Linked DNA regions of Homo sapiens: region 1 is linked to region 2. A link is a loop called in an ENCODE intact Hi-C map of the cell type or tissue named here. Cell type or tissue: gastrocnemius medialis. All regions are shown on one strand.

The links. Hi-C counts contacts between places; a loop is a spot of excess contacts. Peaks named below come from ENCODE experiments on the same cell type or tissue, not always from the same donor. Only the 100,000 strongest peaks of a DNase experiment are listed, where the experiment ranks them.
Region 1: it touches region 2 in a loop (8-fold over the local background); 15 of 110 quality-filtered maps call a loop at or near these places.

What each region holds. Positions count from the first base shown.
Region 1 is chr14:35,260,508-35,263,007 of GRCh38, reverse strand. All of the region lies in intron 5 of PRORP (protein only RNase P catalytic subunit), which reads right to left. The region is part of intron 5 of PRORP-PSMA6 (PRORP-PSMA6 readthrough); the gene reads right to left. It also overlaps the pseudogene RPL9P3. Among named protein-coding and RNA genes, the nearest start is that of PSMA6, 31 kb to the left of the region's middle. In gastrocnemius medialis, a CTCF peak has its summit at 1,058 (motif pointing left); no DNase peak of the experiment used is centred here.
Region 2 is chr14:35,412,084-35,414,583 of GRCh38, reverse strand. No RefSeq gene overlaps it. Among named protein-coding and RNA genes, the nearest start is that of NFKBIA, 8.6 kb to the right of the region's middle. In gastrocnemius medialis, a CTCF peak has its summit at 1,141 (motif pointing right); a DNase peak (open chromatin) is centred at 1,186; H3K4me3 peaks cover 397 bases; H3K27ac peaks cover 2,212 bases.

The DNA of each region.
Region 1 (2,500 bases), 150 kb after region 2:
TTTCAGAGACATAGATACCATCCAAAAATTTCCTGATATCCTTGTTTTTAACTGTCGTGGCTTGCTGAATCAAAGCCTCTAAATTGGAAACAAGCTCAATGTCATTACCTTCAAGGATTAATTCATCTTTCTGGGCTTGAGATACTGAACAAGCAACACCTGTTCTCATCCGAACCCTGAGGATGTATTTTTCACCCAAGAAATTTCAGATTTCAACAAGAGACCCATTCTCCTGGATAACGACATTGATGGGGAAGTGAGCATACACAGACCTCATCCTGTAATGGAAGCCCAGTGTAACACCCTTGATCATGTTCTGTACATGACTACAAATAGTCTGAACGGCAGCCAGTTCCTTTCAGTTTCCCCACCATTTATCAACCTGGAGCCTCTTTTCTTTCTTTCCAAGAAGACTGAATCTACACTGATGTGATTGAAATCCCTCTGCAGGGTTCCTCTGGGGCCTTTCACAGTAACTGTGTGTCCCTTCAGAGTAATGTCACCATTTTCTGGAATGTTGACAGTCTGGTTGCTGAGAATGGTCTTCGTTCTCTCAGTAGACATGGCAAAGAAAGTTATTCTATGTATTTTTAAACATAATCTTATAAGCTATTTTAAAAGTTGGGCTAGTAATAAAAGGCAAACATCTACACTAGTAAACTTTGATTCATGGATTCAAATAGCTCAAAAGACATAGGCTGGGTCTGGTGGCTCAGGCCTGTAATCCCAGCACTTTGGGATGCTGAGGCAGGAGGACTGCTTGAGGCCAGGAGTTCGGGACCAGCCTGGGCAACACAGCAAGACCCCATCTCTAAATAATAATAATAATAATAAAATTATAAAAAAAATTCAAACAAAAACTATTTCTGATACTGATTGCTTAAGTTTTCAGGCAACTGGGAAAACATGGCTTAAGATAATACAGTTGTGTCTTCATAGCTATATCCTGGTTCAGATAAATGGCCTTGAGTTTACTAATAGTACATTAAAGACTGGGGCCCAAAGAAGAGCAGAAAAGCCTATCTTGAACTATTCTGGGGCACCATCTTGTGGCTGAGAAGTCTCTACTAGAAGCAGCTCTCTGAAAACAATGAAAACAAAGGAGAATAATTGAAAGACACAGGGAAAAAGATGAGTGTGCAGCATAAAAGCCCTGGCCTGAAACTCCATGACAGTCCAGCCATGAACCCACTTCCTCTCGGGTAAATTCGAAGGCTGGATCCAGTGGTCTGAATCAGTGTCATAGGTATACTTGGAATAGTTTGTTTGTTTTTTTTTTGAGACAGAGTCTCGCTCTGTTACCCAGGCTGGAGTGCAATGGCACAATCTTGGCTCACTGCAACCTCCGCCTCCTGGGTTCAAGTGATTCTCCTGCCTCAATCTCCTGAGTAGCTGTGATTACAGGCACCCGCCACAACGCCCAGCTAATTTTTGTATTTTCAGTAGAGACAGGGTTTCGCCATGTTGGTCGGGCTGGTCTCAAACTCCTGACCTCGTGATCTGCCCGCCTTGGCCTCCCAAAGTGCTGGGATTACAGGCGTGAGCCACCGCGCCTGGCTACTTGGAATAATTTTTTTAAAAAGACAGAAAATTCAACTTAAGATTCTATGTTAGATCAAAAGTAAAACCAGGAGGGAAAATGGAGTAGATGTACTTCTCCCTATGTCTCCCACTAAGTGCAACTAAAAACCTTGGACATTATATATAAAATAAACATAAGAAGACTTGGAAAGGTAGAGGGAAAAATGGCAAACTGGCTGGGGACCTCAGTACACAAGGACTGACATGGTGGTGAGTTCCCTGGGTTTTCTTTTTGCCACATAGATCTCAGAATTGGAGCTGAAGAAGCTGTCAACCTAGAAATGCCAATGTGTGCAGACAAAAAAACCCAACAAAGGCTTGTTCTCTCTAGCCAAAGACCAGGAAAGAGGCAGTCTTACTCAGAAAACTTGGTAAAATAACATCAGTAGATTATGATGCTGTGTATGTGTGTGAGTCTGTGTATGTATAAAACAAATAGAGTTGGCTGGGTGTGGTAGTTCATACCTGTAATCCTAGCACTTTGGGAGGTCAAGTTGGATGGATCGCTTTGTTGCAGAAATCAGGAGGACTAGACAGACTTCGGGGTAAAGCAGGAGGATCTTTATTGAGTGCACTCAGACCTAGCAGACTTAACATCTAAAAAACTGGGCTAAGAACAAAGACAGCACTTGACTGTTAAATACCCTTCAAAAAGGGGGTGGGCTAGCCTGAAACAAACTTATGGTGGTGCGAAAGCAAGAATACAGAGGCAGAACAAAGACAGTTAATCAAACTGTGATAGGTGCATAACTCAGGATTACACATGACTGTTGCTATGCAATCTAGATGGCTGTTATCTAGGTTTGCCTTAGTGCCTAGCACGGCTTATTCTGTGACATTCACTATGGCACCTAGGTGGCTATAGCTTAGGCCTGCTCAGATGTCTCATGACTTTCACTGTACTGTTTAGGTAAAACAG
Region 2 (2,500 bases):
GACTCTGGAGGACTTTAAATGCAGCTGAGGAATTCAGACCGTTTCCTGCAGCCCATGGAAGGTCAACAGAGGCTCTGTTACAGGAAATGATATAATGAAAATGCATATTAGAAGCCTCAGTGAAAAGAGATTTAGGCTGGGCACGGTGGCTCATGCCTGTAATTCCAGCACTTTGGGAGGCCGAGGTGAGTGGATCACCTGAGGTCAGGAGCTTGAGACCAGGCTGACCAACATGGTAAAACCCCGTCTCTACTAAAAATACAAAAATTAGCCAGGCGTGGTGGCACATGCCTGTAATCCCAGCTACTTGGGAGGCTGAAGCAGGAGAATTGCTTGAACCCAGGAGGCGGAGGTTGCAGTGAGCCGAGATCGCGCCATTGCACTCCAGCCTGGGCAACAAGTCAAAAAAAAAAAAAAAAAGAAAAAGAAACAAAAGAGAGATTTAATTGTATAATTGTAATATTTTTAGACTGCTTGGTTTTTTTTAATCACAGGAAGGTATTCTGTTTCAACTTTAAAAATAATTCATTTTTGCCAGGCTTGCGCCTGTAATCCCAGCACTTTGGGAGGCCAAGGAGGGTGGGTTGCCTGAGTTCAGGAGTTCGAGACCAGTCTGGCCAACATGGTGAAACTGCGTCTCTACTAAAAATACAAAAATTAGCTGAGTGTGGTGGCAGGTGCCTGTAATCCCAGCTACTGGTGAGGCTGAGGCAGGAGAATCACTTGAACCTGGGAGGCAGAGGTTGCAGTGAGCCGAGATCACACCATTGCACTCCAGCCTGGGCAACAGAGCAAGACTCCATCTCAAAACAACAACAATAACAAAAAGTACCAAGAAGCTACCATGGTACAACTCAGCCCGCACTACCGTGGGGACAGTGAAGATGGAAGGAAGAGGATGGTCCGGGTATCGTGTCAATAGCAGGATGCACTGAGCTGACTGGCAACAGGCACTGAAGGAAAACTAACACTCACAGATAAAGTGGGGGTCTTTCCTTTGGGACTGTGTTAAGTGATGTACCACAATCACAACTTCATATCCAGTCTCGGTGTACCTCCTCAACTCAACATTCCTAAATTCCTCTTCTCAAGAATCGGTGATGCCTCAGAGAAAACTTCTTCCACAAATGGCCAGAAGATGTCACTGCAGACAGCACCATGCATATACTGTGTTCCTCATGTTGGTGTTCTGCCCTGCCATTTGTGAAGGGAAAATTCCCCCTCGGCTCCCTCCCTAACTCCCATAGCCCCTGCTCCTGCTCTGTGTGTAGCCTCTTCCCTTTACCCTGTGACTCCCCTCCTCCTGCCCTGAAATCCAGCGAGGTGCTTTCCTGATGCCCTGGCAACCTGGAGATGAACCTGATCCCTAAAGGCGGAAGAGCCAACATCGAGACTGGGTTATCTGTGTGCTTCCCTACTCTCTATTCATGATGTTCATTTAGATTTCTAGCAAAACCCATACCTGTGCTGTCAACCTCACCCATTTCCACCTAGCTTCTTGAGTTTCAATCAATGAGTACAGGGGCACCCCATTCCCTCTTTTCTCACACTCCTCCAAACTGGCCCAATTTTCAAATATTAGCATTTAAAGATTTGGTGATGCATTAATCTGCTTCACTTTCTGAAAATATCAGTGTTTTTGGCCAAATAATCACTACACGTTAGCCTATGAACAGCCCTGGGATATAAGAAATGATGAATATTCCTAAGCCAAGCTAAGTGGCTTATCCAAATGGATTGTGTCACAGTCATGGGACTGGACTCTGACAGCTGACACCTGGTAACAAAGAAAAAATGTTCCAGGCCAATTTCTCCCTTTTTTTCTGCTCATGGCTTCTATTTGTGATCCTTCTCACTCTGTTTCTCATTTGCTTTCAGTGGTTAAAAATAGGCCGAGCAACCGTGGCTCACACCTGTAATCCCAACACTCTGAGAGGCTGAGGCAGGCAGATCACGAAGTCAGGAGATCGAGACCATCCTGGCCAACCTTGTGAAACCTTGTCCCTACTAAAAATACAAAAATTAGCCGGGAATGATGGTGCGTGCCTGTAATCCCAGCTACTCAGGAGGCTGAAGTAGGAGAGCCACTTGAACCTGGGAGGCGGAGATGGCAGTGAGCCGAGATCACGCCACTGCACTCCAGCTTGGCAACAGAGTGAGACAACATCTCAAAAAAAAAAAAAAAAAAAAAAAAAAAAAGAAAAGAAAAGAAAAAAATAGGCTGAGCACGGTGGCTCACGCCTGTAATCCCAGATTTTGGGAGGCCAAGGTGGATGGATCACTTGAGGTCAGGAGTTCAAGACCAACATGGCAAAACCCCCCATCTCTACAAATAATACAAAAATAAGCTAGACGTGGTGATAGGCGCCTGTAGTCCCAGTTACTAGGGAGGCTGAGACATGAGAATCACTGGAACCCAGGAAGCGGAGGTTGCAGTGAGCCAAGATCACACCACTGCACTCTAGCCTGGGGAGCAGAGCGAGACTCTGTGTCAAAATAA